2 separate regions of the Homo sapiens genome follow, and region 2 is linked to region 1. Evidence: read pairs that join two places in POLR2A ChIA-PET (ENCODE). Cell type or tissue: A673. All regions are shown on one strand. Each heading gives the region's core, and the rest is flanking DNA. Links, peaks and the distances in the headings are about the cores only. Region 1 overlaps AGBL5 (AGBL carboxypeptidase 5). Region 2 overlaps DPYSL5 (dihydropyrimidinase like 5).

What was found. ChIA-PET counts read pairs that join two places held together with the same protein. Peaks named below come from ENCODE experiments on the same cell type or tissue, not always from the same donor. Only the 100,000 strongest peaks of a DNase experiment are listed, where the experiment ranks them.
Region 2: POLR2A ChIA-PET joins it to region 1 with 6 read pairs; 4 of 35 experiments call an interaction of 5 or more read pairs at or near these places.

What each region holds. Positions count from the first base shown.
Region 1 is chr2:27,057,201-27,068,032 of GRCh38, forward strand. It overlaps AGBL5 (AGBL carboxypeptidase 5), which reads left to right. Exons shown (of 15, transcript NM_021831.6): 9 at 103-238; 10 at 1,200-1,402; 11 at 1,990-2,204; 12 at 10,294-10,446. Among named protein-coding and RNA genes, the nearest start is that of OST4, 9.0 kb to the right of the region's middle. In A673, for the core only: no CTCF peak of the experiment used is centred there; no DNase peak of the experiment used is centred there.
Region 2 is chr2:26,914,981-26,931,551 of GRCh38, forward strand. DPYSL5 (dihydropyrimidinase like 5) reads left to right here. Exons shown (of 13, transcript NM_020134.4): 3 at 9,907-10,065; 4 at 12,273-12,452; 5 at 13,275-13,343. Among named protein-coding and RNA genes, the nearest start is that of MAPRE3, 47 kb to the right of the region's middle. In A673, for the core only: a CTCF peak has its summit at 7,924 (motif pointing left); a DNase peak (open chromatin) is centred at 7,861; H3K27ac peaks cover 771 bases.

The sequences.
Region 1 (10,832 bases), core at 5,810-9,809:
TTTTTCCAAGTGATTGCCTCCTTTGACCACCTAAGTTGTCCTCTATGGTTCTGTCCTGGTATCTGTTCAGGCGGGACACTGATAAAGGTCTTTATGTCTTAGCTACACACTTGAATGCAACTACAACACTGGACGCTCAGTAAACAGCATCCCTGCTGCCTGCCATGACAATGGGCGTGCCAGCCCCCCTCCCCCGCCGGCTTTCCCCTCCAGATACACTGTGGAACTATTTGAGCAGGTATGAATACATGGTGTAAGTGGGAAAAGGGAGAAACCTTACAGTCTGGAAAGGCCTTCACTCTTAGTGCCTGACTCTAAGGTCCTTTGAAGAGATATTCATCACTATGGCCGTCTCACCACTATGATTATTTTCCTCAGTTAACAGGAGCATAACTACAACTGTAATAGTATTGAAAGGATGAACAGGCACTATATCTGACCCCACATCACAGAGAATCCCCTAGCACCTCTGAGTCAGATTCTTTGCCTCTGGGCTTGTCTTTCTCATTCTATTGGATTTATTAGTTTCTGGGCTCAAAAGCACCCTGACTGTAGTGGTCTTGATGATTCCCATTATCCTAATAGAAAGAGCTGGCCAGGTGCGGTGGCTCATGCCTATAATCCCAGCACTTTGGGAGGCCAAGGCAGGCGGATCACCTGAGGTCAGGAGTTCAAGACCAGCCTGGCCAATATGGTGAAACCCCATCTCTACTAAAAATACAAAAATTAACTGGGCATAGTGGCACATGCCTATAGTCCCAGCTGCTCAGGAGGCTGAGGCAGGAGAATCACTTGAACCCGGGAGGCAGAGGTTGCAGTCAGCCGAGATCACACGCCACTGTACTACAGCCTGGGCAATAGATCAAGATGCCGTCTCAAAAAAAAAAAAAAGTAGATCTGTAGGTTACAGAAGGGATTCAAACCCCTTTCCTGCTAGGAGAATTCCTTCATGGCACCAGCCAGAAAGAAAGGACACACTTTGCCCCTCATAATGGAAGAGGGCCCCCAAATTGGCGGTAGTTTAGGGAACAGCTCCAAATCCGTTTGCAATAAACAGCCTGGGCACAAAGGTTAGGGCATCCAATGAGCAAATTATAGGTCTGGCCCCTCCTTCCCTTCCACTGTGCTGTGTACCCACCCCAAGGTAGCAGCCTGGATGGGAGGACCAGCATGCTGAGCCAAACTGGACTACCCCACAGGTGGGACGAGCTATGGCCATTGCAGCCCTGGACATGGCGGAATGTAATCCGTGGCCCCGAATTGTACTGTCAGAGCACAGCAGCCTTACTAATCTACGGGCCTGGATGCTGAAACATGTACGCAACAGCCGAGGCCTAAGCAGCACTCTGAATGTGGGTGTCAACAAGAAGAGGGGCCTTCGAACTCCACCCAAAAGTCACAAGTAAGGCCAGCAAAATAGGAGGGAGAAAGGGTAGGACAGTGGGACAGGGCTCTAGAGCTAGGAGTTCCAAGGGATTTATATTCCTTCCATCCTCCTCAAAGTGCCAAATGGCAAATATCTTCAGGGTAAATTAAAATTAGTCAGATTAGTTTATTCTTTTAGAATGGGATCCTCTTCCCTTTTATTCTGAGCTACATACACCTAAGAGATCTGAGTATCAGGCTTGGGATTCACTGCTGCAGAGCCCTGTACAAAATCAAATATAATTGCAGTGGGGCAGGCCTCAGCTTCCAAGGGTTGTGAATGACTGACTGAAGGGAGTTCAAGGGTCAGTGCCAAGGCAGTAGGGGTGAAATTCATTGGGAGATAAAGCTGCTCAGGGATGGCCCTTAAGACATTTTGAGATTAGCTGGTATTCCCCAGGTTAGATACTTCATCCACGGACATGAATTCCTCACTTCTTCCTTGGGATGGGTCCCTGTGCCTTTTTACCCCAGAGGTGAAGCTTTACTGAGCAGCAGATCCTAGGGAAAGCCTTAGGACACAACCTTCCTGGCCCGGGTTAACTGGCATCTGCTTCTTTGCAGTGGGTTGCCTGTCTCCTGCTCCGAAAACACCTTGAGTCGGGCACGAAGTTTTAGCACCGGCACAAGTGCCGGTGGTAGCAGCAGCAGCCAACAAAATTCTCCACAGATGAAGAATTCCCCCAGCTTTCCTTTTCATGGCAGTCGGCCTGCAGGGCTGCCAGGCCTGGGCTCTAGTACCCAAAAGGTCACCCACCGGGTGCTGGGCCCCGTCAGAGGTAAGCCAGTCTGGGAGCCCCTGCAACATGTGTTCGGTTGTCTGGGGCATTGCTGGGGGAAGTAAGAGCTTGAAGATATACTGTTGGCCCAGGACCAAGGGGTGAATCAATAAAATTAGTTTGTAGCAGAACCTGTGGCCTCTCCTACGACCTTGGTGTTCCCTGCGGCATGATTCCAGAGCGGTATTGTGTGTGGCCAGAGGGGGAAGTCTGGGTATCTGGGCTTCAGTGCATGCTAGGAGCCAGGGAAGTTTCCAAGGATGAAACACTAGCTGAAGCAGTGCCAAACAGGACATGGAGCCTCCACGTCACGGACAATGTCAGTCTGTCTTCATGGGGGCAGTTAAGGGAATGTCCTCAGAATCCAAACTGCAGTACTGTAGAATGATGGGGAATCTTATCTGTGGTCTTTATGGGCTGAAATTTTTCCTGGCTTCAGAGCTCATTAAGGAAGTGATACCGGGCTGGGTGCAGTGGCTCATGCTTATAATCCCAGCACTATGGGAGGCTGAGGCAGACAGATCACTTGAGGCCAGGAGTTCAAGAACAGCCTGGCCAACATGGCGAAACCCCGTCTCTATTAAAAATACAAAAATGAGCCAGGCATGGTGGTGCACACCTGTAATCCCAGCTATTCAGGTAACTGAGGCAGGAGAATCGCTTGAACCCAGGAGGCAGAAGTTGCAGTGAGCCAAGATCGTGCCACTGCACTCCAGCCTGGGCAACAGAGCAAGACTCTGCCTCAAAAAAAGAAAAGAAAGTGATATCAGAAGGATTCTAACTCTTCCAAAGAAAAATGGAACAACTGCAGACAATTTCTTTTCTAGGTATAAAATGCAGCAGTCTAGCTCTTTCCAGCAGTGAGCACAGTTGCTTAACTGTGCATTAGTAACCCCCAGGTTTTGCCTGATGAGACCCTGCCTGATAAGATTCTGGGTCAAAATTATATACCAGAAACAGATGGGCCTTTAGGGAAAAAGAAGAGAAAATTAACGGGAGTAACCTGGATTGCGGAGGGGGAGAGATTGTTATAGTGCCACTTCTGGAAATACGCTAAACCACAAATCAATACTGTACTGGCCTCTGCACTACAGAAGTCTTGCCCAGAGTATGGAGGCTTGTCAGCTGGGGCTAAGAGCTTTGCTGGTCTTCCAGCATACTCATCCTTGTTAGCTTTTCCCAGCTTGCACCCTAGCTGTTGGTACAGACCAGACATGTGCTGTGTCAGTGGCTGTGTAAATCTGACTGCTAGTGAGAGAAGCCATGGAGGAGAGGGCAATGGTCCTTACCAGCTGTGACCATTGAGATATTCTATCCCTGACAGGCAACTTGATTATCTGCTTCCAGGCCCCATTGTTTGAGAGTCTATCTTCATCAGGAAAGGACACTTGTGCACTGTGTTTGAAAAATAATAATAATGCCTTATGTTTACATAGCATTTAACAGTGAACAAGATAATATCATATATATAAATTTCATTTAATCCTCACAAAGACGCTATGGGATGGATGTTGTTTCCATTTTTCCAACAAGTAAACTGAGGCTATTTAAGAGTGGTTTCTCCAAGATTGCACAGCTGTTCCAACTTGTATCTTCTCATGCTCCAGTGGCCTAGTTTCCCATGGTAAATCTGCTTAAAGTTTTTCTTCTGTTTCTTTTCCTTTCCTTCTTTTTTTGAGACAGAGTTTCACTCTTTCACCCAGGCCGGAGTGAAGTGGTGTGATCTCAGCTCACTGCAACCTTCCACCCCCTGGGTTCAAGCGATTCCCCTGCTTTAGCCTCCCGAGTAGCTGGGATTACAGGTGCATGCCACCACATCCAGCTAATTTTTTTTTTTTTTTTTTTTTTTTGAGACCGAGTCTTGCTCTGTTGCCCAGGCTGGAGTGCAGTGGTGCGATCTTGGCTCACTGCAACCTCTGCCTCCCAGGTTCAAGTGATTCTCCTGCCTCAGCCTCCGGAATAGCTGGGACTACAGGCAAACGCCACCACGTCTGGCTAATTTTTGTACTTTTAGTAGAGACGGGGTTTCACCACGTTGGTCAGGCTGGTCTTGAACTCCTGACCTCGTGATCGCCTGCCTCGGCCTCCCAAAGTGTTGGAATTACAGGCGTGAGCCACTGTGCCCGGCCAATTTTTGTATTTTTAGTAGAGACGGGTTTCACCATGTTGGCCAGGCTGGTCCTGAACTCTTGACCTCAGGTGATCCACCAGCCTCATCCTCCCAAAGTGCTAGGATTACAGGCGTGAGCCATTGCACCCAACCTCATTCTTTTTTGGTCAGCCTCTTCTAGCTCTTAACTCATAGTTCCTGGGAATTCCTTCATCAGCATCCTAAGTTCTCCTTTCCTGACTACAAAGGGAAATAGTAAAGAGCTTTTTCTAGGTTGTCACTGGAATATTCTAGGCCCCTCTTTTTTTTTTTTATTTGAGATAGAGTTTCGCTCGTTACCTAGGCTGGAGTGCAATGGTGCAATCTCGGCTCACTGCAGCCTCTGCCTCCTGGGTCCAAGCGATTCTCCTGCCTCAGCCTCCCAAGTAGCTGGGATTATAGGCACCCGCCGCCACGCCCAACAAATTTTTTGTATTTTTAGTAGAGACAAGATTTCACTATGTTCGCTAGGCTGGTCTTGAACTCCTGACCTCAGGCGGATTCACCCGCCTCAGCTTCCCAAAGTGCTGGGACTACAGGCATGAACCACTGTGCCCATCTAGGCCTTTTTTTTTTTTTTTTTTTTTGAGACGGAATTTCACTCTTGTTGCCCAGGCTGGAGTGCAATGGCATGATCTCGGCTCACCACAACCTCCTCCTCCCAAGTTCAAGTGATTATCCTGCTTCAGCCTCCCAATTAGCTGGGATTACAGGGATGCACCACCACACCCGCTAATTTTTTTTGTATTTTTAGTAGAGACGGGGTTTCTCCATGTCGGTCAGGCTGGTCTTGAACTCCCAACCTCAGGCAATCCACCCGCCTCGGCCTCCCAAAGTGCTGGGATTACAGGCATGAGCCATGGCGTCCGGCTAGGCACTTTTTAATCACTATTTTATTGACATCCTCCCTGCCCCGCTTCCAATGCACAACACTGCATTGAGCCCCCTGAGGTGAAGGACATGTATTCTATTTCTCTGTTACTTCCCCCTACCAATAGAAAATATGCACAGTCAGTACTAAGTAATTCCTGGTTGATTGACTTGAAACTTAATAGGGGAAACAGGACAGTAAATACAACATGAGAGCGCACAAACACTGTAAACATCCTGAGGGTTTGGGGAACTACTGTGGTGGATAAACACAAGAGTAATTAGCCAAAGAATGTTCAGTTAAGAAATAATTTGAAAAATAGGTAAGACATAGTTTGACAGAAACATTCCCAAAGTGAGAAATGACAGCCAGGAGCAGGAACAGAGCTGGTGGGTGGAGAGGACAAAAAGCTTGTGTACCTAGGTGGGTATGCAAAAGGCCAAGCCCGTCACCAAGGATATTAGGTGAAGAGAGCAGTAGCTGAAATGTCTTGAGAACAATGATTATGAGCTTAACTGAGACAATGGCAACAACTGTGTGTTTCTACAAATGGGAATAAACGTAAGACTGTGTAAGACACTGTCTGTGAACTGTACATATTGGACAGGAAACGGGGTGAGATGACCAGAGCCAATACCAGCATCTGGAAAAGAGAGATAAGTATTAGAAAAGGGGGCAGGATTCAGTGATGGTAGAAGACAGAGGAACTAAGAGGGCTTTAAGGCTACTTTTTCCACTGCAAACAAAAGCTTCAGGAAGTGTCTCCTAACACATCTACTTATGCCCTTAGCATCTAGTCCTCTGCCTGCCACTTAGTAAGTGAACAGCAAGTATTTGTTGAATGAATAAAAAGCAAGAAGTTGGGAACCAAATGAATGCTTGTCTCGGCCGGGCGTGGTGGCTCACGCCTGTAATCCCAGCACTTTGGGAGGCCGAGGCGGGCAGATCACGAGGTCTCGAGGAGATCGAGACCGTCCTGGCTAACATGGTGAAACCCCATCTCTACTAAAAATACAAAAAATTAGCCAGGTGTGGTGGTGGGTGCCTGTAGTCCCAGCTACTCGGAAGGCTGAGGCAGGAGAATGGCGTGAACCCAGGAGGCGGAGCTGGCAGTGAGCCCAGATCGCGCTACTGCACTCCAACCTGGGCGACAGAGCGAGACTCCGTCTCAAAAAAAAAAAAAAAGAATGCTTGTCCCACCTTTCTACCCCTCAGAGGGCATAAATCAGGTCTGTGATTGTCCCAGGGATTCACTAAGATCTGGAGTGCTAGGGACGGTTCCAAAGACGTTCAGGGAGGATGACACACAGGACCTTGGCACAAGTCAAGTAACTGCTGCTGTAAACAGTGAGACCTTAGAACACCCATTCTGACTCATTCAAGGGGAGATCAGTCTCCCCTCAGACCTCTTAGACCTTTGCCCAGTACTATCCTACCACCCCCAAAATGGAACATCTGGCTGGTTGCCATAAGATACCATTTCATAACCTCTGGAAGCAGAGCTGATCACATCACTCTTGCACTCTTGCTTGTTCTTTCTCACTTGCTTTTACCCTTTCCTGGGGTAGGGTGAAGGTTTGTCCCTTAATATGGTTTCAGCATGCCTGTGTGTGTAGATATTTCTCAAATTATCTAAACTATTTCCTCTATCAAGTTCATGATTTCTGCCTACTGTGCACTGTCAGCTGGACATCATCCTGACATCCATTTTAATCACAGAATTACTTGGCTCTGGGCCCTAGACTATCTCTGTCATTGGTGGTAGCTAATGTTTTAGGTTATTTGACTATGGCCACGAGTCTTGACTTCTGTTATCCTATTGGCAACCTGTGCCAACAACTCTCACTAGCCCCCTAACATCTGGTTGTTTTTGACTTTTTTTTTTTTTTTTGAGACAGTCTCGCTCTGTCACCCAGGCTGGAGTGCAGTGGCGTGATCACAGCTCACTCCAACCTTCGTGTCCCTGGCTCAAGTGATCCTCCAGCCTCAGCCTCCCTAGTAGCTGGGCCTACAGGTGCACACCACCACACCTGGCTGATTTTTGTATTTCTTTTTTTAGTAGAGATGGGGTTTCACCAAGTTGCCCAGCCTAGTCTCAAGCTCCCGGACTCAAGTGATCCAGCCGCCTCAGCCTCCCAAGGCACATGAGCCACCGTGCCTGGCGTTTTTGACTCTTGACCACCGTCTTAACCTATAATTGGTACCCAGCATATCTCCTCATAATAGAGTAGCTTCCATCCTGAGATCTCTCCCTTTCTTCTTTATTCATACAAGTATCGATTTTTTTTTTCCATTCAATTTTTTTTTTTTCCATTTTGGTTTGGAACCTTTTTTTTTTTTTTTTTTTTTTGAGACAGTCTCACTCTGTCGCCCAGGCTGGAGTGCAGTGGCCGATCTCAGCTCACTGCAATCTCCGCTTCCCGAGTTCAGGTGATTCTCCTGCCTCAGCCTCTGGAGTAGCTGGGATTACAGGCGCTCACCACCACGCCTGGCTAATTTTTTGTATTTTTAGTAGAAACGGGGTTTCTCCACGTTGGTCAGGCTGGTCTCGAACTCCCGAACTCAGTGATCCGCCTGCCTCAGCCTCCCAAAGTGGTGGGATTACAGGTGTGAGCCACCGTGCCTGACCTGGTTTGGACCTTTCAAAAGTATTCTTGTCACTGCCTGCTAATTCCCAGTGTGGCTGGGAAGATGAAGTTACTGTCACTTCTTAAGTTAGAGGATTTTCATATCCAACACGTTTATTAATGGTCAGTTGGCATGCTGGCACCTCTGGTGAATTCAGTTCTATGAAAAGTTAATAGCCCATCAGTTTGAGAGCATTTGGCACCTGCTGTTCCTCTGTGATGAGGAAGGACACGCCAAAGCTGCAAGCCTCCCTACCCCATCCATTTACCATCTGTCCCCCTGGGCCCCACCCTTCAGAACTTGTAGTAATAAGTCTCGAGACATGAGTGGACCAGAGACAGCTGCCCCAAAGGATATAACTGTATGCCTTTAGACTCCCACAGATGATTGATCCAGCTCATGGTGTCTGCTGTTCAAGTAAACAAAACATTGATTAAGGTCTCTGGTTTTTCAGGCAGCATTTTACAGGCACTGGGATATATAGTGTTGGAGGCAACAAAGTCCCTACTCCCAAGAAACTCAAGTTCCAGTTAGAAAAAATATTAGCTTATGTTTATTGAGTAGTATGTGCCTTTAAGTACTTTACACATACTAACTTAATTAAACAGAAACCATGAACTACTAGCCACACAAACAAAGGATGAAGGTAATGAGAAGAGAACAATTAATGTTGCCTGTAATGGTCAAGTAAGCTTCAAGTAAGAGAGGTAACATTTGAGATGGGACATGAAAGATGGTCATGGTTTCACTAGAAAAGGAAACAGTTCCAGAGGAACCACACACAACTAGTAGCCATGGGGTCTATAGCAGAGGGTATGAAGGATCAAATCAGCATCCTACTAAGGATTTGCAGACTGGAACTATAGTGGGCAAGGCTTTGAATGTGTAGTGTTCAAAAGTTTAGACTTCATCCTTTAGATCTTCAAGCCCAGTGCAATGGCTCACACCTGTAATCCCAGCACTTTGGGAACTGAAGCAGGAGGATCGCTTGAGCCCATGAGTTCCAGACCACCCTGGGCAACATGGTGAGACTCCATCTCCACAAAAAATTTAAAAATTAGCTGGGCTTGGTGGCGTGTGCCTGTTGTCCCAGCTACTTGGGATGCAGGAGGTCAAGTTTGTAGTGAGCCATGTTCATGCCACTGCACTACAGCCTAGGTGACAGAGTGAGACCCTGTCTCCAAAAAAAAAAAAAAAAAAAACCTCAGGTGAATGCAGAGATAGAATTGTAGGATTTGATTACACAAATGCAAATCTAAGAGAGGAATAGTAGAAAGATGAAACAAGGTTTCTAGCAGTTGGGTTTTGCATGAAGACAGGGAGAATGAAAGAAAGGGAGAGAATGAGTTTTGTTTTGTCAAGGGGACTTTCTTGGGAAAAAAATCTCCAGTGGACAATTAGAGCTGGATTTCAGGAGAAAAGGGCTACAGAGTGATTTGGGAGTTTAAGAGTAAGTAGAGCAGGAGAGGCCCAAGGACAGAATGGTGGGGAAGACTTGACATTTAAGGGGCAGGAAGAACAGCTGGAAGAGAAGCAATCAGTGGTAAGAGGGGAACCAAGGAAAGCTGTGTTAGCCAAGCTCAGTAACTTCTTTGCCAAAAGAATAAACTGGCCAGGTGCGGTGGCTCACACCTGTAATCCCAACACTTTGGGAGGCGGAGGTGGGTGGATCTCTTGAGCCTAGGAGTTCAAGACCAGCCTGGGCAACATGGCAAAACCCCGTCTCTACTAAAAATACAAAATTTAGGCTGGGCGCGGTGGCTCACACCTATCTGTAATCCCAGCACTGTGGGAAGCCAAGGCGGGTGGATCAGAAGGTCAGGGGTTTGAGACCACCCTGACCAACATGGTGAAACCCTGTCTCTACTAAAAATACAAAAATTAGCCAGGCATGGTGGCATGCGCCTGTAATCCCAGCTACTCGGGAGCCTGAGGCAGGAGAATCGCTTGAACCCGGGAGGCGGAGGTTGCAGTGAACCAAGATCGCACCACCACACTCCAGCCTGGGCAACAAAGCGAGACTCTGTCTCAAAAACAAAACAAAAAAAAAATTAGCTGAGCATGGTGGCGGGCACCTATAGTGCCAGCTGCTCAGGAGGCTAGGTGGGAGGATCACCTGAGCCTAGGAGGCTGAGGCTCGGTGAGCCATGATCGTGCCATTGTGCACTTCTTCAGCCTGGATGACAGAGTGGAAACCTTTAAAAAAAAAAAAAAAAAAAAAAACTAGCAGGATGAAGGCTGGTGGAGAATGGATAACTGTAATAAATAGTAGGTCTTTCTACCCATCTTATATTAATAGTTACTTCAGGAGAGGGATGTGGGTCTGATGACAAGCTTGAAAACTGGCATCTTTTGACCACGGAAGCCAGCAGGTCAGTGAAGGCTGCCTCATAGTGCCCCACTTATTTGCCCTTTTATCTGCTTGTATCTCTTCCACTCAGAGCCCCGAAGCCAGGACAGGAGACGGCAGCAGCAGCCCCTGAACCATCGTCCTGCAGGCAGCCTCGCTCCATCCCCAGCTCCTACTAGTTCTGGCCCAGCCTCCTCACACAAGCTGGGCTCCTGTCTACTGCCTGATTCATTCAACATACCAGGTCTGTACCCACTGCCACTGAAATCTGGGTTTGCCAGCCTCCTCCATGGCCAGGCCAGGTTCTTTAAGCCTAGTTGGGAGACCAGGGGCATCACTTATCCTCTTGGTATCCTAAACCTCTAACACTGGTGCCTTTGTATAGGAAGCTGGAATTTATTAATGTGTCTGTGTAATAAAACAATAGTTAACATTTACTGAACATTTACTATGTGCCAGGCACTGCTCTACACACTTAATCTCATTTTATCAGTTGAGGAACCTGAAGACTTTTGTCTACCTGCAAAATGCTACTTATGCAAATTCCCTGACTCCAGGAGCTGGGCAACACTAGACAAAACAGGAGAATGAAAAAAGCATGACGGTACTTTCTCCTGTCAACACTGCTAA
Region 2 (16,571 bases), core at 5,876-9,875, 140 kb before region 1:
GTCTCCTTCCTGGTCTTGTCTTAATCTTGATGCTCTCCTATGCTGTGGCCTCTCAGGGTCCTATTCCAGAGTGTCTCTTCCTCTTACCCACCCTCTCCTCCTGTGTAATCTGTTACTGATGACTCCCATTTACAGCTGCAGCCCAGCCACCTCTGTGCACCTCCCTACTGGACATTGTGCCTTGGATGCCCCAAAGCCTAACCTAACACGCTCCGTGTCCTCCATACAACCCCACTCCTCTTCCAGGGATACCTCCTGCAGGGAATGGTACCCCATCCACCCAAGCCAGGCCTACTTACTAAAGACCAGGGGACTCCTCAGGGACACAGCCAGAAACCAAATCCAGGTCTGTCAGGCTCCAGAGTTCAGGCTTCTCCCACCATTGCCCTGCCTCCATGGACCATCGGAGAATTGAACTGCATTTCTAACAAACCGAGTAATGCAAATGTCGCTCTGAGCTCCAAACCAAACTCAGCATGCCCTGGGACCCCTTCCCATTCTGTGGCTGTGCTGGACTTCTGCCTGGACCCCTTTGTCGGCCATCCCTGACCCCTGGGCTCCCAGCCCCTCAGCTCTTCCAGAGTGCTTTCTGTGCCCCAGCTCCTGGTTCAGAGTGGGCCCATTACAACAGCATGGTAACTTCAGCCAAGCCCTGTTACTGCCTCTCTGGTTGACTCTGCGGTGCATTTTCCAAATGGTTTTCCTAAGCCTCACCTTGGCTCAGACCAACACTCCTGATTTCCCCCAAAACCTTCCATCTGGGATTTTGGTTTTATTTCCTGTTCTGCTAAGAAGTCTGGGACAAAGGACCTGTGCTTCCTCAGCTCTCCTCTCAGTCTCCTCTGATCACCTCCATCTTTAGCCACCCCTCTCCTGAATGAATGGGAAGAAGGTCCCTCCAGCCTAATAGATGAGAATATGAGCCCTCAGTTTCCTCATCTGAACAATGAGGATAATAATGGCCCCTATTTGGGGGAGAATTAAACTGGGCACAGGAAGTGTTTGATGATGTTAATTATTAGCAATTTTCATCAACACTTGAATGTCTCTTAATCAGCTCTATCTCCATGTGTCTAAAAATTCCCTTCCCCCTAAATTTGATTTTCTCTCTCCTGATGCCATTTTTTCAGTCACCCAAGCATAAAACCTCCCCCGTTATTTATTTTCACCTCCTCGTCTGTCATCAAAGCTTGCTGCTTCTTCCAAGAAACATGAATCACATATGTCTCTTCCAACCCAGGCTCCAGTCAGGTCCATCATCCCAACACTGCCCTTGAGCTTGTACACTACAGCCAGAGTAATGTTGCAAAGTCCAGTGTTCATGTTCTTCCTCTGCCCAGAGCCTGCTTGTGGCTGCACGTGGCTTACAGCAGAGATCAAGTGCATCCCAGCTCCCCCGACAGCCTCCCATCCTGGGCCAGACATGTCCAGGGATGGCAGTGTGGCCTGACTCCTCTCTGCAAATGTGCTCCTAAACTTCACACTCCCTAAACTCCCTCACTACCACCACCTCCACCCACACAAGTTGACAAACTTTGCCGATGTGATGGAATCAGATTAATCAAAGTCCCCACAGTTTGGTCCTAATCAGACCTGCCTCAGCCCGAACCTCAGCCTGTTCTCTGTCTTCCAACTGTGCCCCCGACTTTGCTACACCATTTCCTACCTTGGAGCATCCTGGCCTGGTCAAGTCATGCCTATCCACCACTCACAGCCTTCCTATCCTAACATGACCTTTCCTTCCACTGGGCTGCTTTTGCACTTGCTGCTCTCCATCCGCATCGAGGAATACTATCTCTTGCTGCCTTGTAGTCTCATAGTATTTTGAAGTCATTTCTGTTAAAACTGAACTTTTCTCCTTTCCTGTTTCCCAGCTGGACTCTAAGCTCCTTAAGATGCTTACATTTCTTCTTCTGGAGCATCTGATACACATAATAGAGGGCACATAGTCTGCGCATTAGTGCTACCTACAAATTATGCTTCTTGTTCCTCATGAATATTTACTGGGCTCCTACTATGTGCAGGCACTGGGCTAGGTGCCTTATATGCTGTATGTCATTTAATTCTCATAGTAACTCCATGAGGGAGGTATTACTATCTCCGTTTTACAAATGGAGAAACGGAGCTCAAGGAGATTAAGTAACTTGCTGAAGATCTTACAACTAATAAGTGACGGAGCTGGAATTTAAACGTAGATCTGCCTGCCTGAATGTCTGATTCTTGTCAGGATACTATAGTGAGAGCAAAGTAAGGTCAGGAAGTGGGACCATGCCCTGGATGATGTGGTAAAGGCTGTAGACCCAGAAGGTAGGAGTGGAAAGTAAAAGGAAGTTTAGGAGTGCAATCAATTAAAAATGTGCTATTTAGGGAAAAACCTGTCAGCTTCAGGATGAGCTCAACAGGCTGCAAATTATCAGTCAAGATAAGGCCTGAGGGCTGTTTGTAGCCAGAGGGACAGAGAGTGGGGCCTCGGAGAACAAATCATGCATCTCTCGGATGCCCTGGAAGAGGCTGTTTTCTTAAGAAGTATTTGACAGAAGGTGCTGGGGTTGGGTGTGGGGTTGGGGGGTGGTGCAAAGAGGATGGAGTGGGGGTCAGCATGCAAGCTGCCTGGAAGGGGATCATCAGAGAAAGGGCCAAGTGGTCAGGTGTCCTCAGCAACCCCCCACCCATGTGAATTAGCTGAGTTGACAATGAAGCCCAGTGTAAGGCCTGATCCCCCTACATCAGGCCAGCGCAGGTGATAAGCTGATGGCTGGACTGGCCACATAATTTGCAGGGCCTAGTGCAAAAGGAAAATATGAGACTCCTTGTTTAAAAATTATTAAGAATTTCCAGATGGTGACAGCAGAACATTAAAACAAGCACGGAATGGCCAGGCTCAGTGACTCACGCCTGTAATCCCAGCACTTTGAAAGGCCGAGGCAGACAGATCACCTGAGGTCAGGAGTTCGAGACCAGCCTGGCCAACATGGTGAAATCCCGTCTTTACTAAAAATACAAAAAATAAGCCAGGCATGATGGCACACGCCTGTAGTTCCAGCTACTTGGGAGGCTGGGGCACGAGAATCTCTTGAACCTGGGAGGCGGAGGTTTCAGTAGCTGAGATCATGCCACTGCACTCCAGCCTGGGTGACAGAGCAAGAGTCTGTCTCAAAAAAAAAAAAAAAAAAAAAAAAAAAGCAAGTGCAGAGCCCTTCTAAATGTAGGGCCTTGTGCAGCTGCATGGGCGACATGCCCATGGAGCTGGGTGGGCCTGGACAGTGGGCTTGTGATTTGAATGGGAAAGGTGTTTCCTGCGTGCCAGGCATGGTTCCAGGTACCATACATGCATCACCTCACTTGATGAAATGCTTGGACCCTTTTTGGGGGTTGTTCACATCCCATGGTGATGTTCAGAGCTTGCTTTCCAGAGGGCCAATAAGTAGCCAACAGAACGCTGAAGGTGAAGGAGGTTACCATGAGCAATAGAGAAACTACCGAGCTGGTTATTTTTTTTTTTTCCTCTGGTACTTCGGGAGGATGTGAATAAAAGATGGAAGATAATTTTAATGTGAAAAGAAAAGGAAGTGGTTCAGCAATCCCAAGAGAGGCAGATCCATCCGAACAAATGATAGCTTTTCCAGCAGCATTAAGAGCTGCAGACATGTTTGCACTGTGCTTACCAGTTTACAGAGCACATCCACTCGTCATTTGATTCTTAGTGCAGTATTGTTCCCTCTATAAAGATTCAGTTGGCCTTAATCTATATACATACCAGTAATAGTAGATCCTGCTTTTCTGATTCCAGTCACCTCCTCAAACATACACCCCTTTTCCATGCATATTTTCGTATGAAGATATGCTCTAGGAAGTCTCTCCCCTTCCTCAATGAAAAATTCCATGAATTGGCTGTAGCCCAAGTGCCTTCTCAATAGCAGAGCGCAAAGTTTGTGCCTTGACCAGGTTCTTGGCCTTGAAGCAAGAGAACCAAATCTTGTGGGCAGGGTTGCTGGGGAGCAATTGCTACAGGAAATTCAGCAAAACATATTGGAGCGGCAGGGCAGTCCTGTAGAAGATGGTAAGAGAGTGAATCTTCAAAGGTCTTTGTCCTGATAAAGCTGGAAGTGACCAACGCATTGTTCTCTCCAATGCCGTGATGTCAGCAAATAAATCTTATCTGAAGGGCCACAAGTATCTGAAATGTCTTTCCAACTTGCTGAGCAGGACCCTGGTCAATATGGAGACCCCCATGAGCCCCACGGTGGTCTGATGAACTTCTGAAGTATAAAGATGGTGTTTATAAAAGGTTTAGACTGAGTTCTAGTACAGGTTCCTGCGCCTTGCCAAGTGTATGCCTGGAAACTGTGTCATAAAATGGATTACCATTAAATATACTGAGTTTTCTTAGGGAACAAATGAGCATCAAATAAATCCAGCTTTACCCAGTAGTATGTTATAAATGTCAAAAACAAAATAATAGCGACACTTTGAAATTGTAAAATGATGTTTCATATTCTTCCAAATAATATACAATGGTGCAGTGTCTGTTGGTTAAACAAATGATCCTAATGTCTCTGTTAATTTAATAGTGAGAGATGTCAGGATAAAAACAAATTTCCACCTATACAATGGGAAATGCTTGGCTGGACAGATTTTTTTAAACATTTATATTTTTAAAAATAAGGGCTTGGGTTGATAAATGGGCACTTTTGGTCAGCCACCAGGCTCAAGGAGGCTGTTGTGAGATCGGCTGTTCCATGATCAGGTCTGGAATAGTTGGAGATGAGGATGTTCTACAAAGCTGCAATTCTGCTTCCTGGCAGTGTCCACCTAGAATGAGGTCTCTGCTCATATGCGTTCAAGAATGCTCAAGCACTGTGTGAAGTTGTAAATGTCCATGAACTTGGAAATGCATTCATACATGGAGGCATGTTTATACAATGAATCAATTAAAAGGAATGAAATAAATCTACATAAATAAATCTTAAAGATAATATTGAGTACATGAAAGCAAGTTGCAAAAGAATATAGACAGTATGATAGATATTATTTGTATAATTTTTTTAATTGTATAAATTTTGTATAAATTTTTAAATGTTATGTGTTTACATAGTAAAAGCATAAAAACATAGATGAGAGGAATGTATGCCATCTTCAGGGAAGAGAGGGATGGGAATAGGATGGAGGGCTTTAGTTGTATCAGAAATATTTCATTTCTTTTTTTTTAAAAAAAAGCATCTGAGGTAAACATGGCAAAAATGTTAACATCTGTTAAGTTTGAGTAGTGGAAATATGGGTATATGTTTTATTATTTTCTGTATTTTACTCTGTTTGAAATATTTCATAACTTTAAAATATTTTAAACACATTAAGAATGGCTAAAATTTTAAATACTGCAGTTTTAACTTCCTCCAAATTTATTCTGAAGTGTACATTATAAAACTCATATATTCTGTTAAATTTTGGAGAAGTAGAAAAAATAAATTCCTCAGAATCTCATCACTCAAAAATAACCATTGTTGGCCAGGCGTGGTGGCTCACGTCGATAACCGCAGCATTTTGGGAGACTGAGGCATGCAGATCACTTGAGGTCAAGAGGTCAAGACCAGTCTGGCCAACATGGTGAAACACCATCTGTACTGAAAATACAAAATTAACCGGGCATTATGGCAGGTGCCTGTAATCTCAGCTACTCAGGAGGCTGAGGCAGGAGAATCACTTGAACTCGGGAGGCGGAGGTTGCAGTGAGCCAAGATTGCACCACTGCACTCCAGCCTGGGCCACAGAGCAAGACTGTGTCTCAAACAAACAAACCATTGTTAATATTTTGGTCTATTTCCTTGCATTTTTATTTCTTGTGTGGGGAGTATGTGTGTTTAAACATGGTTCCAAGCATTTTGAATCAAGTCTTTTTCACTCATTACAGTATAAAACTTTTTCCGTGTTTTGACAGCCTTCGTGAACATCATTTTTTTAAATATAAAGTTTCACATTTAATTTGGTCATGAATTCATAAATACATAAGTATTTTGTACACCATGTGCTTCCTTGTATTGTTTGTATTATAACACATTTTAAATAGGGACCTTTGACAGGGCAGAAGCATGAAAGGACACCAACCACGAGCAACACACTATACTATGGCTGTCCTGTGTCACATGCTATTTGGCCCGGGGATATAGCAAAACCTAACGTAACTAAACAAAAAAAACCCCAATTATTTCATGTTGTCAGGAAGCTTACCTTAAAAGAATAGCTCGGCCTGGCGTGGTGGCTCACGCCTGTAATCCCAGCACTTTGGGAGGTCGAGGTGGATCACCTGAGGTCAGGAGTTCGAGACCAGCCTGACCAACATGGTGAAACCCCGTCTCTAGTGAACATCATTTTTATTGGCTTCCATTAAAGATCTTCTGCAGCGTACTTAACCAACACCATTTTTTGTGTAAAAAGTCATGAGCATTCAGCAATCACATGTTCTTAAACATCATCCTTTTGAAAGCCTCGGGAACACAATTGGGCTGTGCCTTGCTGCCGATTTCTACAAGGCTGTTTTGTGGGGGATGACACTAAAAAGGTCTGTCACATCTGTGATACCACTTTCCTGTGAAAACAGAGCTTGTCAGCATTCATCCTGTGGGTTGGAATGGTACATATTCAAAAAGCCAACTCTATGTATGTCTTGCCTAAGAGGAAACAAGTGCTTGAACATCAGTGTGTGGTGTGGGCTTGCGAGCCTGCAGCTGGGGGAGAGTTTGCTGATCCAGTGAAACTCTTGTTTCGAGGCCTTGGGGTAACAGCGGTAATAATTATTCCAGATACTTATGTGCATGCCCCTCCCAGCTCATAGATGCTCTCACATCCATTGCCACCTGACCCTCTGGGGACCCCTGAGAAGTAAGGTGCAGGTCAGGGGGCACGTGGCTGCTCCTAGATTACAACCAACACGTGGGAAAGTCAAGACCACCTCCTATGCTTCCAACTCCTTCCTGAACTATTTTCAGTTCCTGTCCTTAGACCCAGGCAAAAGGGGCCTCTTCCCAGGGCTCTGGACTTTAGGGTCCTCTTCGGGCCCTCCAACAACTTGTACCCCTGCCCCATAGGTCTGGGGATTGTGTCTACCCAGACCCCACTCACCCATTCCTAAACTACACTCTGGGTCCCTAGAATTCCCTGAGAAACAGCCCTGAGCATTCCAGAGCCTACAAAACCCCGAATCTCTCCTCCTGGGGGACAGACCACCAATGTGTGCATACCAGGCTCAAGGACAGCATTTTTGCAGAAGGTGGACAGAGCTTAGGTCTGCAGGCTGCAGGATCAATTCAGGATAGGCGCGTGTGGGCTGGGGGCAGGCACAGAGGCTGAGGCCAACTATCCCTGAAGTGTAGCTCAGAATTTTAAGGAACTTGAGGATTCTAAGGGCCAGGCCCTTTTGGCCTTTATGAAGATGTATTTGACAGAGTAGGAGGATAGAGTATATTCTGTGTAATGGTTTTTTAGCTTGATCTAACTTTTGAGTGTTTAGAGAATCAGCACATGATCCTCCTTTTCTCCTCTTGCCCTGGGACCCACAGTATGAGGACTGGTCCTGGCTCTTTTATCTCACTGTGCTGTTTCCAGGTTCCTCTTTTCCTATCCAAGCCTGCAGAGGTACTGTGGGAGTGCAAAGGAAAGCAATCTAGAGCCACAGAAAAATGAAACAATTTAGTGTGTAAAGCTCAATATACACCCCCACGTGCACATGTAAAAGCAAGAGATGCATTTCAGGACAAAATAGAGTACAACCACCTGCTGTGAGGATGAATCAGCCTGGCACGATCCAGCAAAATCGGAAATAGAAGCCTGCTAGTAAAGCTACAATCTGCACTGCTCTCCTTCTCCCGGTTCCTCTGCCGCCCCCATCACAGCTCCTGCAGGTGCCACAGAACTACCACCCTCTGTTGGTTGCTTTAAGCTGTGCAAGCAGTCAAACCACTGAGTTCCCCAGGACGACTGGGAACATTCTCGCTGGCCCAGCCTGCGTCATGGAACATCAAGGTTGTGAGAGTTTTCATTTTAATTGCTGTTGGGCCACTGAGCTAATTTTTTTTCAGTCCCTTATTCCCCAGCAATATTTTTCATTTGTGATCAAGGATTTAACTGAATAGAGAAGCATGAAACCATTAAGACAATTTCATGGAGCTCTTTTTCTCCCCTACAGAAAACAGATAAACACCTAAATTCTGGCTGGGTGCAGTGGTTCATGCCTGCAGTCCCAGCACTTTGCGAGGCCAAGGTGGGAGGATCACTTGAGCCCAGGAGTTTGAGGCTGCAGTGTGCTATGATTGCACCACTGTACTCCAGCCTGGGCAACAGAGTGAGACCCAGTCTCAAACAAAAACAAAAACCTAAGTTCTGAGTAACTAAACACACATGTTAGGACAACACTTTTACCACATCTGTTCCATAAGCAATGTTTTACTTAACCTTCACAACTACCCAACAAGGAAGCCACCCTATTGTGTAGGTAAAGACTTTGCATCCAGAGAAGTTAAGTAACCTGGCAGAGGTTATTCCAACCATGAGGGAGCAGAGCAGGGACTTGAACGTGGAGCCGTGAAGCACTGTAAGGACTCAAACCATTTCTCACCAGAAAAAGAGTCACTTTGTCTTAGAGCCCTCACAAAGACTCTCATGTTATGGGACTCTCAATTATTTAATTTAATTAATTTATTTATTTTGAGACAGTTTCACCCTTGTTGCCCAGGCTGGAGTGCAATGCCGCATTCTTGGCTCACTGCGACCTCCACCTCCCAGGTTCAAGCAATTCTCCTGCCTCAGCCTCCCAAGTAGTTGTGATTACAGGCACCCACCATCACACCCAGCTAATTTCTGTATTTTTGTAGAGACGGGGCTTCACCATGTTGGCCAGGCTCATCTTGAACTCTTGACCTCAAGTGATCCACCCACCTCAGCCTCCCAAAGTACTAGGATTACAGGTGTGAGCCACTGCACCCACTCTCACTTATTTTAATTCTATTTTAAGTTTTGTTTGGGAACAACACATTAGCCTGAAATAGCCTTTGATCGATGCTAGTTTTGGAACTTCACAGAAGTCCCCTGATGAAATTCACTTTTAAAAAGTTGAGTGGGGGAATCTCTAATACAGATTTAGTCATTTTTCCTGGGGGTTCACTCTATGATTGCGAGTGAGGCTTTTTAACAATTTCTTTTTAAAGTGGTATCTTGCGGAGTTGTGAATAGGATCCGTTTTCACTGATAAATCACACATGCATCTAAAAAATGCCTGTCTCAAACAAGATAGATGAAAATGAAGCCCCTATGCTTAGAAAAACTGAAGACAAAGACCCTGAGGTTGAAGATGCGTGCAAAATGTTTGAACAAAATTGCTTCATGAAATTTGAGAGCATAAAACAAAACAATATATCCAAATTAACATTTTCTATATCGTGGTTCAAATATACGTGTGTAACTAAGTAAATGATATAAACAGACATTTGATTATGCCATCAATATTATGTTATTATATGATACAACACTATATTATGTTATATATTACATGCAGACATTTGATCATGTTATCTATAGAGTCAATTGGCTAAAAATCGTTTGGGGAGAGAATCTCCTCATTGGGAAGATAGGCCTTAGGTCGGGTGACCCACGATGTGGTTTTTCCAGCGCGCCAAGCTGAAACCCTGGCGGAGGAAGAAGCAGGTTTGGGGACCCGTGGTCATGATGAAGGTCGCGCTGGCTCTCGCACCTCCACATGGCTCTTTACAGTTTCCCAAACCTCGCTGCCCTTGGTCCTCACAGCCTCTTGTGAGGCAGGGCCTGTCTTTGAATGGACCATGAGGACCATGTCTCACCACATCATTGACTCGGGGGCAGGCAGGGCTGTGACGAGACTGCCTTTTCCCGTCTTCCCAGGCAGCACTCGTCGGAGGCACCACCATGATCATCGGCCACGTCCTGCCCGACAAGGAGACCTCCCTTGTGGACGCTTATGAGAAGTGCCGAGGTCTGGCCGACCCCAAGGTCTGCTGTGATTACGCCCTCCACGTGGGGATCACCTGGTGGGCACCCAAGGTAACAGTGCTGGTGGGATCCCAGAAGAAGGCACAAGTGGTCTTGTAGGCAGAGGGGCTGGTTGGGGTGCAGTGCCTCCTGCTTGTGTGGGGCACCCCTCCCACTACCATCCTAGCTCCCCACAATGCCAAAAGAAAACACACTTGGGATTCCATAAGGGGAGCGGATGGGCTTGTGCTGCTTAACTTAATGAGCCATTTTCCGGCAGGCACAGAGAGGCCAAGGCCAGAGCCCAGGCCTTGGGGATGCAGTTTCATTGCTCTGACCATGAGGCTCTTACCGTCTCGTGTGAATGTAGGGCACCACTGACAGGTCATGGGCAGTGCTGCTGAGAAGAGGCCTGAGCAGGGCTCAGGTGCAGAGGGTCATATCCCATATCCTATGTGTACTGAGAGTCCACCACACTGCGCTGAGGTCTCCGAACTGAGGCTCCCATCCTGCCTCAGTACTGTCTGGAATGAAAGGAATGTGGTATGCTTTTTTCCTACTGGGGGCCCAGCTTCTGCTCTGAGAAGCATCGAGGCTGTCCTGGTCTGTGACTGAGGCTGGCACCCCCTGAGCCTTTCTCAGTTCAGCCTCTGTGCCTCCTTTGTGTCTGTGCCCCTGGCCTCTGGCTTTCCTGTCCTCCCCCTGCCCAGGCCCCAGGGTCAGAGTCCAGACTCCTCTCCCCGGATTCCCACTTCCTTGCTCTTCCTAATCTACAGGCATTTCGATTTGGCTTTGTTTCTGGGGTTTTTCTGCTTTTTTGCCCAGGGTAGCAGTCTGGATATTCATTCTTTCATCAATTATTTATTAAGCCCCATGTACCAGTACTTTGGTGGGTGCCCCAGAATCATAAAAATAATAAGCATTATTAGTTTTACCAACTCAGGAACTGCCTCTTCATTTTCCGTCAAAAACCCACTTGTAACTGCTGCTAATCAGAGTGTATATTCAGGGCAGCTTGAATCTGTGCTCCCAGGTGGACATCCTCAAGCTTTGAGCTCGAATAAACTCTGTTCTTAATCATAAAAAGAAAAAAGAAGTTTTATGAAGTTCTTCAGTTGCAGGCCCTGGTATAAAGGGCCTAACACCCTTCTCAGATGATAACCTAAAGCCTCACTATATTTCTGCCCTCGGGTCTTAGCCTTGAGCTGGGGGCTCACCCGGTTTCTTCATTATTTCTGACCTGGCACTTATAGAAGACCTCCTCCCGGTTCTGGGCCAGAGGTGCAGATCACGCTGAATGTCAGCCATTCCTTATCTCAAATGGGGGTCTCCTTTTTGGACACTCTCCTGGGTGAGAGGCCTCTACCTCTGAGCCACTCTCTACTTCCCCTGGAGCTGGCCTAGAATAGAGGGTCTTCTCAGGTTCCCAGCAGCACAGAAGCCAGGCCAACCCTCCCTAATTTCCTGGAGCTTATGGTGACTTTCATGCATCAGGAATTTAAAATTCTGTTTTATAATAATCAAATAAATGTTTCTAATTATAGATGTGAAAAATAGAAAAGAAAGGAAGTACATAATCCAGTAACCCCCAGCACCATCCCTGCTGTTAAACTTCTTTCTTTCCCATCTTTTTTCATCCATGCTTTCACAGAGTAGCTATTTTGCATAGGTGTGAGCATTTTCTATTTTGCCATGAAGTTCATGAACCAGCAATATAATGGCCACTTAATATTCTACCAAGTGGATGAACCTGAACTTATTTTCCTGTTATCAGGCCAATGTTGCTTCCATGTTTTTCCTAGTACAAATAATGTTAGGAATATCCTAACTCTCATAACTTTGTTCATGTTTAGCTTTGTTCCTAAATTTGGTTTTCCCAGGACCTCTGGATTTTTAGCATTAGTATGCCTTCTTTGTAATGCCAGGCAACAGCCCACAGAAATTAAAATCATTATTCCTATGTTTACCATTAAGGCTGGTTTGGAGACAGACATAGGGGACAGGCCTAAGTGATAGGAGAAACGTGCCTATAAGGTAACAATGTGGCTCCTAAACTGTGTCGTGTTGACAATTTTCACAGTACTTCCGCATCCATCTACTCAGGTGGCCTCACAGCAGCCTGTGGGGTGGGAGGAAAGTGAGATAGAGAGGTGTGGGGGGTCAACCGACAGACTGAGCTGGGGCAGGCCCCACATCTCCCCCATGCTGGGCCGGTGCCTGCCAGTCGGCCTCTTGGGTGTCTGCCCTCACGCAGCATTGCCCTTCTACTTGTTCTCCAGGTGAAAGCAGAAATGGAGACACTGGTGAGGGAGAAGGGTGTCAACTCGTTCCAGATGTTCATGACCTACAAGGACCTGTACATGCTTCGAGACAGTGAGCTGTACCAAGTGTTGCACGCTTGCAAGGACATTGGGGCAATCGCCCGCGTCCATGCTGAAAATGGGGAGCTTGTGGCCGAGGCAAGTCTGCAGCCAAGAATATTGGATGGAGGGACACCAGTGGAGACAGTTAGTTCTCAGGGGATTCCTGACCACCCGTCACTGATCCCACAGGATTCAGACAAAATCAGTTGTTAAAGTGTGAGGTGTGGACACCCCAGCTGTCAGATCTTGGTCAGAAAATCCAAACTTTACTACTGTCTGTAAAAAACAAATCTCTTTTTATGGTTCAAAAAGGCTTCTAAGTCGTAGGTGATGATGTCTTAATTCTAATGATATGAGATTTAAATTCCATTATAGCAGAGAATTTGGAGCACCTCTCAGACATATTTTTAATGAGATTTGATATACAGAATAAATAAGAATCCGCTTCCCATTTGGCCTCTTCAGAGGATCTGAGACATTAAAGAGATCTATTCATGGCACCAGGAAGGATAAGCCTCTGGTGCATTCTCCTAGGTCTTGGGGTAAGGGCTAGCCTAGCAGTTGCTGGAAGCTAGAGCTTAGTCTCGATTTCCAGAGAGGGAATTCTGAGTTTGAAATCAGTAAAGAGTGCTTGTCTTTGGTGTCCCAGGCCTGTTGCTAGTTATAATACTTAACTGTATTTTTAAGAGAACAAGATATGTTCAGTCATTATGAAGTGAGAATCAGGAGAGCCCCACTGCATGGGCGGCCTGTGCATGCTCTGCCTTCTTTAGAAGACGAACACTGCAGAAGTGAGAAAAGAAGCAAGCCTATTGAAACAGGCGGTGTCTAGCATATTTCACTGTCCCTTGGGTTCAGTATTTTCTTACACGGTGTCTCTGTGATTCTCTCCATTTTCTTTCTCTTGCTGTTATCCAGGGTGCTAAGGAGGCACTGGATTTGGGGATCACAGGCCCAGAAGGAATCGAGATCAGCCGTCCAGAGGAGGTGAGAAACACTTCCTGTAGCCTTTGTCAGCGTCTCTCATGTAGATTGACAGAATCTTCCAGGATGGAGGAGACATCAAACATACAAATTAGCCAGGCACAAGGGCTCATGTCTGTAATCCCAACATTTGGGAGGCTGAGGTGGGTGGATGGCTTGAACCCAGGAATTTAAGACCAGCCTGGGCAACATGGTGAAACTCCGTCTCTACTAAAAATACAAAAAAAATTAGCTGGGCATAGTGGTGCATGCCTGTAGTCCCAGCTAACTACTTGGGAGGCTGAGGCAGGAGGATCACCTGAGCCCAGGAGGTTGAGGCTGCAGTGAGCCGTGATGATGCCACTGCAATCCAGCCAAGGTGATAGAGTATATATATATATATATACACACACACACATACATATATATACGCACACACACGCACACACATACGTGTGTGCGTGTGTGTGTGTGTGTATAGCATCATTTTCTCCACGGGTGAAATTTCCATTTGATTCTGATTTCAAGGATCTAGGGGAGACAATGTCAGCACACCTGGGGTTGCTGTGCCCAAAACTGAATCAAGAGACAAAAGACAGACTGAAAAGGCCTTCAGGTGTTAGAAGAAATTTCAAACTATAAACTCTGCCTTTGGGGGATGACATTCCTTTGAGCATCTGAGGAATACTTTGGACCAGGGGTCACCAACCCCCAGGTCATGAACCGGTACAGGACCGCAGAGCAGGAGGTGAGCAGCGGGCCAGCTGAGAGCCCCCTGGGCTCCACCTCCTGTCTGATCAGTGGTGGCCTTAGATTCTCATAGAAGTGTGAAGCCTATTGTGAACTGCACATGCGAGGGATCTAGGTTGCACGCTCCTTATGAGAATCTAACTAATGCCTGATGATCTGAGGTGGAACAGTTTCTTTCTTTATTTTATTTTATTTATTTTGAGATGGAGTCTCGCTCTTGTTGCCCAGGCTGTAGTGCAATGGCGCAATCTCGGCTCACTGCAACCTCTGCATCCCGGGTTCAAGCCATTCTCCTGCCTCAGCCTCCCAAGTAGTTGGAATTACAGGCATGCACCGCCACACCCAGCTAATTTTGTATGTTTAGTAGAGACGGGGTTTCACCATGCTGGTCAGGCTGGTTTCGAACTCCTGACCTCAAGTGATCCACCCACCTCAGCCTCCCAAAGTGCTGGGATTACAGGCGTGAGCCACCGTGCCCAGTCCTGAGGTGGAACAGTTTCATCCTGAAACCATCCCTCCCCATTTCCCACCACCACTGCCCCATCCCTGTCCTGGTCTGTGGAAAAATCGTGTTCCACGAAACCGGTCCCTGGTGCCAAAATGGTTGGGGACTGCCGCTTTGGACCCTTTCCACCAAAAACAGGAGACACATACAAGTCTATGCTCCTCCCCCTCATTACCTGCTGAGATGGTCATTCAAAGCTGTTTTCCGCCTGCCCTCTGGCTTTATCCCTGTGCACAGTTTTGCATGGCATTGACACAAATCCCCTACAGTCCCCCTGCTAAAGAATTCTGCTCTAGAGGGACCACATTAGACGAATAACGCATTCCTGCCCTATTACCCTGTTTACACATTCTCTACTGTTTTAGAAGAGGGGGAGAAACTTCTCATTTCTTCAAAGCCTAAAAATGCAGATGGGTGGTTGGTTATCCATGAGGGATTGAGGGGGAGGCCTCGAGGGACAAGGAGCAGGACACAGGATGTGGTGGCACTGCCATTACCCAGAAACCAAGTTGGCCCACGAGTGGGTCCGCTGAGGAGTGCCCCCTCACTGCCCTGATCAGTGCCTGTGTTTCAGAGCCCTTGAATATAGGTCCTGTTTGGCACTTCTGAATTGGTAGAGAAACACACACCAGATTCGACTGAAACACAGAGGGTATGCCTGTGAGAACAGGAGAGAGCAAGGGGTGGACACACACACTAGACTTTCTTTGTTACTTAATACAAGGGAAAGAGCAAGGCTTTGGCTGTGGTCGTAATACCAATAATTATCACCGCCATTATCTATTGGTTAAAGGTGGGAGGGCCCTGGGTCTATGCCAGGGGAGATGTTGCTCCCCAGGGGAAATTTGACAATATCTAGAGATATTTTTGCTTGTCCCAACCTGGGGGGCAGGGCGGATGCTACAGGCATCTAGCGAGCAGAAGCCAGTGATACTGCTAAACATCCCACAATGCGCAGACACCCCCACCATAAAGAATTACGCAACTCGGCTGGGTGCAGTGGCTCACACCTGTAATCCCAGCACTGGGAGGCTGCGGCAGGAGGATTGCTTGAGCCCAGGAGTTTATGACCAGCCTGGGCAATAAAGGGAGACCCCCTCCATCTCTGCAAAAACTTTTTAAAAATTAGCCAAGCATGGGCCGGGCATGGTGGCTCACACCTGTAATCCCAGCACTTTGGGAGGCCAAGGCAGGCAGATCACGAGGTCAGGAGATCGAGACCATCCTGGCTAACATGGTGAAATCCTGTCTCTACTAAAAATACAAAAAATTAGTCGGGCATGGTGGTGGGCGCCTGTAGTCCCAGCTACGCGGGAGGCTGGGGCAGGAGAATGGTGTGAACCCAGGAGGCGGAGCTTGCAGTGAGCCAAGATTGCGCCACTGCACTCCAGCCTGGGCGACAGAGCAAGACTCCGTCTGGGAAAAAAAAAAAAAATTAGCCAAGCATGGTAGCGCATGCCTGTAGTCCCAGCTGCTCAGGAGTCTGAGGTGGGAGGATCGCTTGAGCCCTAGAGGTGGAGGCTGCAGTGGGCCATGATCATGCCACTGCACTCCAGCCTGGGAGACAGAGTGAGACCCTATCTAAAAAAAAAAAAAAAATATATATATATATATATGTGTGTGTGTGTGTGTGTGTGTGTGTGTGTGTGTATATATATATATATATATATATATATGAATTATACAACTCAAATGCCAATAGTACCATGCGCAGAAACCCTAATCTAGGCTAATTTCCGGAGTCAAATCAGCCACTATTTCTCCTTTGCTGCAGTTCTGAGGTGGCTATGGAGAGAATACACCAGAAAACAAGGAGAGACATGACCTTGGGTTTTTATTTACTTTTGTTTCCTTGCCTTTTAATTAAGCCCCAAGTAGCATCCAGCAAGGGCGTGCCTGGTATTGTAAGACCTAGAATTCTCCCTCACTGTGAGCCAAGGTAGTTGGAGGTTAGTGCCTCTGCCCGGGCTTTGCCCCGAGCCAACCCCTATGGGTGC